Linked DNA regions of Homo sapiens: region 1 is linked to region 2. A link is a contact called in ENCODE Hi-C or POLR2A ChIA-PET data. All regions are on one chromosome and are shown on one strand. The core of a region is the stretch at or near the end of the contact, and the rest is flanking DNA. Distances in the headings are between cores, read along the strand shown.

Region 1 (5,884 bases), core at 287-2,786, 150 kb after region 2:
GAGACAGGAGGATTGCTTGAGCCCAAAAGTTCGAGTCCAGACTGGGCAAGATGGCGAAACCCCGTCCCTCCAAAAAATACAAATATTAGCTGGGCGTGGTGGTGTGCACCTAGTCCCAGCTACTTGAGAGGCTGAGGTGGGAGGATCGTTTGAGCCTGGGAGGCAGAGGTTACAGGGAGCAGGAGGTTACAGTGAGATGAGATTGCGTCACTGCACTCCAGCCTGGGCGACAGCAAGACCCCGTCTCAGAAAAAAGAAAAAGTTCCATTGCTCCCCACCACCCAAATGAATGCCACCTAAAACAGCTCCTGAATGGCTGGGGGCCAGAGTGGCGGGTTTTGGGAGAAACAAACCACAGCTGCCAGTTATGAGGCACCAGCTGCACCACATCGTTTCATTAGATCCCCCGCGATGCCATGAGGCAGGAGCTCTTCAACTCACTTTCCACATGAGGAAAATAAGGTTTCGGGAAGTTAAGAAACTTGTTTCTGCCACACACATCTTACCTTCTGATTTGATTTTGTGAGAAAAGCCTGGTTTGTTTGTTTGTTTGTTTGTTTTTGCCTGAGCATGGTGCACATTTCAATCTGGAATGAAGGAGTATAGTGAGGGGGAGGTGCGGCGCACCTCAGCTGTGCAGGTGTGTGGTGTTACTTAAAGCACACCATAGCGGCTACTGGGAAGCCTGGGTCCCAGCCCTGTTGCTAAGCTGCTGCTTGACCTGGAGTAGCTCCCTTTTCCCAGCGTGCCTCAGTTTCCTCATGGGAAAGCTCACTACCAGCTGAAGGTGAGTGGACTGGGGATGGAGAGGAGGGGACAGAGCTGGGGTGCAGGCCGGCAGACGGGTGGAGTGTGGGAGAGGCTGAGATGGGGAGAGTCCGGGGAGCAATGGGGTTCCAAGGAGGGGGCTGAGTCCTGGCCTGGGGAAGTCAGGTTCAAGGCGCTGGCGTCCCAGCTGATCCCTGGACCTGAACAGGGACCTGTTCCCTGTCCTGCTTGGAAGTCCCATCCTGGGTGTGGGCAGCCAGAGAAAGGAAGCGTTCTCCCAGTGCTGCCATGGGCTGCAGCCCTACCCTGCTGGGCTGAGTTCTGTGTTTAATGGAGGGAGGAGGAGGAGAGGGGTGAAGAGCTGGGCCTTCTGGTAGCTTTTTATAATTATTTCTAAAATGCTATATTTGGATATTATTTTCTGCTTCTACAAATAAAACATGCATATTGTAAAAAAATTCAAACATAACAAAAATCTGAAATTGCTGGAAATGCTTTCCCAGGGCTGCTCCCTAGAACAAACTATTAATTATTAGGTGCTCATTGTACATGCTTTTTTACTCCTTTATTTTCCTTTTTTTTTGGTAACATATGAACATGTTTATGTTGGACAATATAGAAGTATTTGAATCCAAATATCAGAGTTCCTCTTCCACTCCTTTCAACCTCCTGGTATGGCAGGCCAGGCCTCAGGAACGCGGGCCTCCGTAACAACTATTTCAGTACTGACTGGTGAAGTTAAATATTAAAAGCTGGTAGAGCCAGTGTCCTTACACAAAAGCTGGAATGTAACAAAACCCCACCCAGAGTTTCGCCTAGGCCTTTCCTGGGCCTTAAAGCATGACAAAATAACGAAGGCATTCTTAACAAAACCTGTTTAGGATTAAACAAACAAGTTTTATTGGGGGGTCTGAAGAAACTCCCCAGGCCTCCACGAACAAGTTTATTGGAGGTTGGAAGGAACTCCCCAAACCTCTGTGATTTAGTAGGAGACAAGATAAGGGTAATCACTGCAGCACCTGGACCCATTTAGATTAAGTCAATTTACTGAGGCTCCAGAGGAAGGTCTTCAGGACTCAGACCTTAGTTATAGATTAGAAGTTAATCACTTATGTCTTTAGATAAATGCACACTTACACGTACACATAGAGCTTAGAAGGTATATAAGCTCTGGAATACTTTGAAATTTTGAGTTGGTCTGGCGATAATTTCCAGGCCTTCTCCCTGCACCTGGTTACAGAAATAGAAATTCTCTTCTTTCCCAGTTTATCTGCATCTTGATATGGGGCCACGAGAATAAGCAGCTCGTCCCTCGGTGTGGTCCGGGAGCACTGGCACTAAGCACTGGGCAGTGGGAGGGCAGCTTCTGGGCAGTGCCCCCCAGCCTGCTCCCTCCTGCCACTCCACCTCCCAGGCAGGTCCTCCCACCTCCCCAGGGGTGTGGTGGGGAGGGCTGGGGAGGCCTCAGCACTCCACTGACTCATCAACCCTTCTGTCCTTTGATGGGTAGGATGGGGTGAACGCTAATGCCAGCAGACCTGGTTTCATAATATCTTAGTGTGTTCTGCATGTGTGATCCAGCCCCTCCCTTGGGATGCAGGGGAACTATGCATCTTTTATGTATTCTCAGACTTTGAGGTCTCAGCTGAATTGGAGACAGAAATAATCCCATCTTAATGTCCAGTCACATAACTATATCATCACTTATTTAACTGGCTTTCACTGATGGACATTAGGTTGTTGTGTGAGTGTGCATGCAATACACATCACACCCATGTGTGAGCTCCTGTGCTAGTATTAATATTATAAACAATGCCTCTCATCATGCCACCTGACTTCAAACTATACTATAGAGCAGCAGTAACCAAAACAGCATGGTACTGGTACAAAAACTGACACATAGACCAATGGCACAGGATAGCCTAGAAATAAGGCCACGCACCTACAACCATCTGATCTTTGACAAACCTGACAAAAACAAGCAATGGGGAAAGGACTCCCTGTTCAAAGTGGTGCTGGGATAACTGGCTAGCCATATGCACAAGATTGAAACCAGACCCCTTCCTTATATCATATACAAAAATTAACTCAAGATGGATTAAAAACTTAAACATAAAACCCAAAACTATAAAAACCCTGGAACACAACCTAGGCAATACCATTCCAGACATAGAAACTGGCAAATATTTCATGACGAAGAAGCCAAAAGCAATTGCAACAAAAGCAAAAATTGACAAATGGAATCTAAAGAGCTTCTGCCCAGGAAAAGAAACTATCAACAGAGTAAACATGCAACCTACAGAATGTGAGAAAAATTTTACAAACTAGGCATCTGACAAAGGTCTAATATCCAGCATCTATAAGGAACTTAAATTTATAAGAAAAAGACAACCCCATTAAAAAGTGGGCAAAGGATATGAACAGACACTTTTCAAAAGAAGACATACATGTGGCCAAGAATCATATGAAAAAAAATCAACATCACTGATCATTAAAGAAACTGAAATAAAAAACATGATAAGACACCATCTCACACCAGTCAGAATGGCTGTTAAAAAGCCAAAAAAGAACAGAAGCTGGCAAGGTTGAAGAGAAAAGTGAATGCTTTTACACTGTTGGTGGGAGTGTAAATTAGTTCAACCATTGTGGAAGACAGTGTGGTGAGTCTTCAAAGACCTAAAAACAGAAATACAATTCGACCCAGCAATCCTATTACTGGGTATATACTCAAAGGAATACAAATTGTTCTATTATAAAGACACATGCACACATACGTTCATTGCAGCACTATTCACAATCGGAAAGACACGGAATCAACCCAAATGCCCATCAGTGGTAGATGGATAGAGAAAATGTGGTACCTATACACCATGGAATACTATGCAGCCATCAAAAAGAATGAGATTATATCCTTTGCAGGAACATGGATGGAACTGAAGGCCATTATCTTTAGCACACTAATGCAGGAACAGAAAATCAAATACCTCATGTTCTCACTTATAAGTGGGAGCTAAATGATGAGGACACATAGAGGGGAACAACACACACTGGGGCCTGTCAGGATGTGAAGGGTGGGAGGAGGGAGAGGGTCAGGAAAAATAACTAATAGATACAAGACTTAATGTCTGGGTGACAAAATAATCTGTACAACAAACCCCCATGACACAAGTTTACCTATATAACAAACCTGCACGTGTACCCCTGAACTTAAAATAAGTTAAAAAACAAAAATGCCTCAGGCATTGTAGTTGCCAATTCTCATAAGCAATTGTCACTTTGGCCTTCCTAGACCTCTAACCAGTCTCCAAACAAGTTCCCCTGCCCTGCTCTTCAAACTAGAAGTTGAGCACTGGGCCTACCCAATGTATGTCACAGGGCTCCGAAAGCATCACATTTACTTAAACCTTCTGGTGTAACGGGGATGTAATGTAATTATTATGTACTTAAGAGAGGATAAATTGGCTGGGCATTTCTCCATTGTAGTGAGCTATTTGCTGTTGGTGCCAAACCTGCAGGCCCTGCAGAGTCCATTCACAGTCATTCCCCTCTGCCCTCAGGGATATTTTGATAGGAAATCTTGAAACGTATTCTCTGTAGTAGGCAGCATCCAAGATGGCCCCAGGGATCCCAGCCTCTTGATATCCACACCCTTAGGCAGTCCCTTCCCACAGTGCACCAGGATTGGCCTGTGCGACCAAAGAATATAGCAAAGGGATGGCAAGTCACTTCCACAATTAGGTTATAAGGTTACTATAGGTTATAAAAGGCTTCAAAGCTGAGTGCCATGGCGTGTGCCTGTAATCCTAGCTACCTAGGAGGATGAGGTGGGAAGATCCCTTAGCCCAGGAGTTTGAGACCAGCCTGGATAACATAGAGCCTCATCTTAAAAAAAAAAAAAAAAAAAAAGACTCCACTGGGCGCGGTGGCTCACGCCTGTAATCCCAGCACTTTGGGAGGCCAAGGCAGGTGGATCACCTGAGGTCAGGAGTTCAAGACCAGCCTGGCCCACATGGTGAAACCCCGTCTCTACTAAACATACAAAAATTAGCTGGGCATGCTGGCAGGTGCCTGTGATCCCAGCTACTCAGGAGGCTGAGGCAGGAGAATCACTTGAACCCAGGAGGCGGAGGTTGCAGTGAGTTGAGATTGCACCACTGCACTCCAGCCTGGGTGACAGAGCGAAGACCCTGTCTCAAAAAAAAAAAAAAAAAGGTTTCTCTGGCTGGGTATGGTGGCTCACACCTGTAATCCCAGCACTTTGGGAGGCCGAGGCAGGTGGATGACTTGAGGTCAGGAGTTCAAGACCAGCCTGGCCAATGTGGTGAAACCCTGTCTCTACTAAAAATACAAAAATTAGCCGGGCATGATGGTGCACACTTGTAATCCCAGCTACTCAGGAGGCTGAGGCAGGAGAATTGCTTGAACCAGGGAGGCAGAGGTTGCAGTGAGCTGAGATCATGCCAGTGCACTCCAGCCTGGGTGACAAGAATGAAACTTGGTCTCAAAAAAAAAAAAAAAAAAAAAAAAGACTTGTGCTCTCTATCTTTATTGGATAATTTGCCTTGAGGAATGGGGATGGTTACTGGTAGGCAATGAAAAATGTTCATTAGACAAAATGTCTAGATTTGTAAACCCAAGAACTTAGTCCGGAAGACAATATTGCTTCTTTTGATTTAGAAGAAACTGAATGCTCTAGAGGGCAAAATAATCGATTTTTCATTCAGTGCTGAGTTTCAACCACGTATCATTAATACGTGAATGATTCCAGGACCTTCTCTCCAGACCTTTGGAGGTGTCTTCACACAGGAAAGCTGTTGGTTAATGAGCCTGCCATGTGGGTATACCGTAGTTGGCACTTTCATTCTCACTCAGTTATTTGCGTCCCTTTGATCCTGCGAAGTATCTTCGTATCCCCACATGCTAGATGAGGAAATGATGCCTGAAGAGGTTACACAAATGACCCATGGACACGCTGCTAATTAGTGGCACGTCTCTGGTGTTAATAAGGATTCTCAACGAATTGGAGTTATGTTACCAAGTCAAAACATGGGGAACTGGCTGGGCGCGGTGGCTCACCCCTGTAATCCTAGCACTTTGGGAGGATGAGGCGGGCAGA
Region 2 (6,091 bases), core at 2,730-5,229:
AGTCTACTTCCAATGGGGAAAACAGAAGTTCTTCACTTTGTGCACGTATCATATCCCAAGAGACCGAGTCTCTCTATCGCATTCGGGCGGGAAGGTGGACAAATTCAGTTTAAAAGGGTATTTTTGGCCAGGTGCGGTGGCTAACGCCTGTAATCCCATACATTAGGAGGCCAAGGTGGGTGGATCACGAGGTCAGGAGTTCAAGACCAGCCTGGCCAAGACGGTGAAACCCCGTCTCTACTAAAAATACAAAAGTTAGCCGGGCGTGGCTGCGCGCGCCTGTAATCCCAGCTACTTGGGAGGCTGAGGCAAGAAATTACTTGAACCCGGGAGGCGGAGGTTGCAGTGAGCCGAGATCGGGCCACTGCACTCCAGCCTGGGGGACAGAGTGAGACTCCATCTCAGAAAAAAAAAAAAAAAAAAGGGAAGGGGCGTATTTTCAAATAATTTTCAAGTTACCAAATCTAAAAATAAGGAAAAGACTAGTCTGGAATGAACGGACGAGGGAGGGAGACAATGAGAATGAGAATATGACTAAGCCAGGGAGGGAAAGAGCTGGAACGGCTCAGATTCCCGAGGCTGATACTGAAATTTCCCGGGAGGGGCACTGAGGACGGCCCGAGGGTCTAGAGTGGGGCTTGGGCCCAGATTGGAGGAGATCAGAGAGGTAAGTCCTTTCTGTACCTTCTCGCGAATGCCTGGGCGAGATGCAAGTCCAGGCCCTTCTCTGGGGTCTCTTCCCAAAGGCTGGTCCGGGTGGGGCTACTGGGCTCTTTTGCCTCCCCCTCCCTCCCGCCCGCGGCGCTCCAGCTGGCGCTTATCCCCTTCTTGCACGAACAGCAGTTCCACAGACGCCCCACAGGACTCCGGGAGCCCCACGCCAGCCAGGAATCTGTCCGAGTCTGCGGGCACCCTCCTCTCTCCCCGCAAAGGACTCGCAGGGGTCAGGAAACCCCCCCAGCTGTTACTGGGAGTCGGAGACAGTCTTCTGGCCTCTGGAGGGCGCGCCTCCGTTGGGGGCTCAGCGTCCCCATCTGTAAAGTGGGGACAGGTGTGTGTCTGGGGAAATCTAAGGAGTCCTGCAAGGCTGAGAGCCCCCGATCCTGCCGTTTGAATTCCAGGGTCGCGGCGGACGGCACGGCGCTGCCGCCTTTGCACGGTGGCGCGTGGAGGCAAAGCGAAAAAGGGGACGCCCCGCGCCTCTTTTCCATCCTGGAGAGGGGTTGGGGTGGTGCCCGGCGCAGAGGCGGTGCGCTCGGGGGCGGGGACGACCCTCCAGCGCCACCGCGTGGCTGGACTGGGTTCGGGCGGCGGGCCCAGAAGAGACGCGAGGTAGCCACAGCCTCCTCAGCTACCGCGAAACCAGAACCACGATGACCACAAGTTTTTATGAAGGGAGCAGCCACGAACGCCGGCGCTGGGCGAACTGGTGTAATATGAGTAAGAAAACGGCAGCTAGCATTGATTGAGCTTTATGACAAGCCCACTACTCTCCAGTCCTTTTCTCATTTAAACTCTAATAATAGGCCGGGCACGGTGGTTCACGCCTATAATCCCAACCCTTTGAGAGGCCGAGGCGGGCGGATCACCTGAGGTCAGGGGTTCGAGACCAGCTTGGCCAACATGGTGAAACCTCGTCTCTACTAAAAATACAAAACTTTGCCGGGCATGTTGACAGGCGCCTGTAATCCCAGCTACTGGGGGTGGGGGGTGAGGGGGGTTGGGGGGTTGGGTAATAAAAGACAGGGGAATTGCAACAGAGAAAGAGTAATTCACACAGAGCCAGCCGTGCGGGAGACTGGAGGGTTTTGTTTTTGTTTTTTGGGGTTTTTTTTTTTGAGACGGAGTCTCACTCTGTCGCCCAGGCTGGAGTGCAATGGTGCGATCTGGGCACGCTGCAACCTCCGCCTCCCGGGTTCGAGCGATTCTGCTGCCTCAGTCTCCCCAGTAGCTGGGATTACAGGCATTACAGGCATGCACCACCACTCCCAACTAATTTTTGTATTTTTAGTAGAGACAGGGTTTTGCCATGTTGGCCAGGCTGGTCTCGAAACCATGACCTCAGGTGATCCGCCCACCTTGGCATCCCAAAGTGCTAGGATTACAAGCATGAGGCACCGCGCCCGGCCTGGAGTTTTATTATTACTCAAATCAGTCTCCCGGAGCATTGGGGGAGCAGAGTTTTTAAAGATAACTTGGTGGGTAGGGGGAAGCCAGTGAGCCAGGAGTGCTGCTGATTGGTCAGAGATGAAATCATGGGAGTTGGAGCTGTCTTCTTGGGCTGAGTCAGTTCTTGGGTCTGGGGGCCACAAGATCAGATGAGCCAGTTTATTGATCTGAGTGGTGCCAGCTGATCCATCAAGTGCAGGTTCTGCAAAATATCTCAAGCACCGGCCGGGCACGGGGGCTCACGCCTGTAATCCCAGCACTTTGGAAGGCTGAGGCAGGTGGATCACCTGAGGTCGGGAGTTTGAGACCAGCCTGACCAACATAGAGAAACCCCATCTCTACTAAAAATACAGAATTAGCCGGGTGTGGTGGTGCATGCCTGTAATCCCAGCTACTCAGGAGGCTGAGGCAGGAGAAACGCTTGAACCCGGGAGTTGGAGGTTGTGGTGAGCCGAGAACGCACCATTGCACTCCGGCCTGGGCAAGAAGAGCGAAACTGTCTAAAAAAAAAAAAAAAGAGAAATCTCAAGCACTGGTCTTAGGAGCAGTTTAGGGAGGGTTAGAATCTTGTAGCCTCCAGCTACATGACTCCTAAACCATAATTTCTAATCTTGTGGCTAATGTTAGTCCTACAAAGGCAATCTAGTCCCCAGGCAAGAAGGAGGTCTGCTTTGGGAAAGGGCTGTCTTTGTTTAAACCGTAAACTATACATATAGGTTTCTCCCAAAGTTAGTTCAGCCTTTGCCAAGGAATGAGCAAGGACAGCTTGGAGGTTAGAAGCAAGATGGAGTCAGTTAAGTTGATCTCTTTCACTGTCTCAGTCATAATTTTGCAAAGGCTGTTTCAAGCTGAGATCGCACCACTGCACTCCAACCTGGGTGACAGAGCGAGACTCTGTCTCAAAAAAATAAAAATAAAAATAAAAATAAACTCATAATAATCTTTGAAGTGGGTACTACTATCAAATATTAGTTCCATCTCACAGAGGAGGAAACTGAGGTTTAGAAAGTCTGATCAACTCGCCCAAGTCCACCTTTGATGGAGAAAGCTGACCCACTGAAGCCCCCAACATTTTCCAACTGGACACTTGGAAATGTTGGGGGAACATTCTAGTTTGCCAAGGAGCTGAAATCATCCGGTCTTTAAAGACCCTCCCATGCCCCCGTTTGTGGTTAACTCCTTCATCCCTGCTCCAGGGAGTGGCCTCCACCTCTCCATTTTGAAGGAGAATGATGTCTGTGGCCACCAAGGTCAGAAGCCAAAGGACAGAGCTTTTCTCTGATGCCCAGGAGCCTTGGCAGGAAGAGTGCTTGGAGAGTTGAGAGTCAGAGACTGGGGAAAGCTGGGTAGTCAGGAGCTTCCAGAAGGGTAGGAAGAATGCGAGGTTCCCCAGGTTCTGGGCCCTGCTCGGCTTCCAACTGGCTATGTGATTTTGGGCAAGTGCCTTCTCTTCTCTGGGCCTCAGTTTCCCTCAAAATGGGAGGATTCTTCTAGGTCTAATAATCTCTTCCCTTTCCCCACCTCCCCTTATCTCTCCTACACAAACTGCTCCCCACTGCCCCACCCAGACTGGCTCTGATATTCCAGAAGCCTTTAACTACGGTTTGAAAGTCCCAGGTGGAAGTTGCCGCCCATCCCTGAGGTTCCTCCTGAGCTCTGGGCCCAGGGCTTTAGGTCCTGCTAGGGTATGTGGCCTTGGCAGGTTGGAGAGATCAGAGGGGAGGAAGGCCCAGTGCCTCTGAGACAGGCCTCAGGGAGGCCTGCATTGTGATGACCTGATCCACTCTATGACATCATCCTCTCTTCCACCCTCTCTTCTCCCTGGTCAACCGCTCTGCAAACAACCATCAATCTGATCCCACAGGCCTGAGAAAGTCTGCTCTCCAGTACCTGCTGCTGATCTGTTTCAGCCGACAAGAGGCACCATGAAATTGGAATTCACGGAGAAAAACTACAATAGCTTCGTGCTGCAGAACCTGAACAGACAGAGGAAACGCAAAGAGTACTGGGACATGGCCCTGAGTGTGGACAACCACGTCTTCTTTGCACATCGCAATGTGCTGGCTGCTGTCTCCCCACTGGTGAGGAGCCTCATCTCCAGCAATGACATGAAGACCGCTGATGAGCTTTTCATCACCATTGACACCAGTTACCTGAGCCCGGTCACAGTGGACCAGCTTCTGGACTACTTCTATAGCGGCAAGGTGGTGATCTCCGAGCAAAATGTGGAGGAGCTGCTTCGTGGGGCTCAGTATTTCAACACACCACGCCTTCGAGTTCACTGTAACGACTTCCTTATTAAGTCCATCTGCCGTGCCAACTGCTTGCGCTACCTCTTCTTGGCTGAGCTGTTTGAGCTCAAAGAGGTATCAGACGTAGCTTACTCTGGCATTCGGGACAACTTCCACTACTGGGCCAGTCCTGAGGGCTCCATGCACTTCATGCGCTGTCCACCTGTTATCTTTGGCCGCCTGCTCCGTGATGAAAACCTTCACGTGCTCAATGAAGACCAGGCGCTCAGCGCACTCATCAATTGGGTGTACTTCCGGAAGGAGGATCGGGAGAAGTATTTCAAGAAGTTCTTCAATTACATCAATCTCAATGCTGTCTCCAATAAGACGCTGGTGTTTGCCAGCAACAAGCTGGTGGGCATGGAGAACACCTCATCCCATACAACCCTGATTGAGAGTGTCCTGATGGACCGCAAGCAGGAGCGGCCATGCAGCCTGCTGGTCTACCAGCGGAAAGGGGCCCTGCTTGATTCCGTGGTCATCCTCGGTGGCCAGAAGGCCCACGGCCAGTTCAATGATGGAGTGTTTGCTTATATCATCCAGGAGAACCTGTGGATGAAGCTCTCAGACATGCCCTATCGGGCAGCAGCACTTAGTGCCACCTCTGCTGGTCGCTACATCTACATCTCTGGTGGCACCACTGAGCAGATTTCAGGGCTGAAGACAGCCTGGCGGTATGACATGGATGACAACTCCTGGACCAAGTTGCCTGACCTGCCCATCGGGCTTGTCTTCCACACCATGGTGACCTGTGGGGGGACAGTGTACTCAGTGGGCGGGAGCATTGCCCCAAGGCGGTATGTCTCCAACATCTATCGCTATGATGAGCGGAAGGAAGTCTGGTGCCTGGCAGGAAAGATGAGCATCCCCATGGATGGCACCGCCGTGATCACTAAAGGAGACAGGCATCTGTACATTGTCACTGGACGGTGCTTGGTGAAAGGTTATATCTCCCGGGTCGGGGTAGTGGACTGCTTTGACACCAGCACTGGGGACGTGGTCCAGTGTATCACCTTCCCCATTGAGTTCAACCATCGGCCCCTGCTCTCTTTCCAACAGGACAACATCCTCTGCGTGCACAGCCACCGGCAGAGTGTGGAAATCAATCTGCAGAAGGTGAAGGCAAGCAAGACGACCACCTCAGTGCCTGTCTTGCCCAACAGCTGCCCCTTGGATGTGTCCCATGCTATATGCTCCATTGGAGACAGCAAGGTGTTTGTATGTGGGGGTGTCACCACTGCCAGCGATGTCCAGACAAAGGACTACACCATCAATCCAAATGCCTTCTTGCTGGACCAAAAGACAGGCAAGTGGAAGACCCTGGCTCCTCCACCAGAGGCACTGGACTGTCCTGCCTGCTGTCTAGCCAAGCTACCTTGCAAGATTCTTCAAAGGATTTAAACATTTTAAGTGGGAGAATAAGTAAATGCATTATTATTCACGATTTAATGAGAGAAAGAGAGGAAGATGGCCTGTTGTTTCCTTCTTAGTGTTCCAGTCCATGCTTGGCCCTGAAGGTGGAGATCCTAGGGGAGGGCTGCTCCCAGTGGGTGGAAACTCAGGGCCACTATGTCATTGGAGGTATCCAACAGGGCCTGGAAAGGAACCCCTGGTGGGTGGAATTGAGGCCC

What was found. Hi-C counts contacts between places; a loop is a spot of excess contacts on that map. ChIA-PET counts read pairs that join two places held with the same protein, here RNA polymerase II (POLR2A). Pooled maps may share reads with other maps.
Region 1: a loop to region 2 is called in a map of testis, with 6 times the contacts of the local background. The contact joins the enhancer-like site here to the promoter of CCIN in region 2. A Hi-C loop is called at or near these places in 2 of 168 maps with a recorded cell type or tissue (ovary and testis) and 9 of 50 pooled maps. POLR2A ChIA-PET finds 5 or more read pairs at or near these places in 4 of 52 experiments (A549, BJ, GM12878 and 1 more).

What each region holds. Positions count from the first base shown.
Region 1 is chr9:36,318,440-36,324,323 of GRCh38, forward strand. It overlaps LOC102724322 (a long non-coding RNA gene), which reads left to right. Exons shown (of 5, transcript XR_001746660.2): 5 at 1-26. Among named protein-coding and RNA genes, the nearest start is that of GNE, 63 kb to the left of the region's middle. Within about 2 kb of position 1,537, at least 9 of the 41 ENCODE cell types and tissues checked have a DNase peak (open chromatin) inside an H3K27ac peak, as active enhancers do.
Region 2 is chr9:36,165,409-36,171,499 of GRCh38, forward strand. CCIN (calicin) reads left to right here and starts at 3,980. Exons shown (of 1, transcript NM_005893.3): 1 at 3,980-5,926. The coding sequence starts at 4,095. The coding sequence ends at 5,861. RefSeq lists enhancers at 886-995, 1,086-1,586 and a silencer at 1,186-1,395.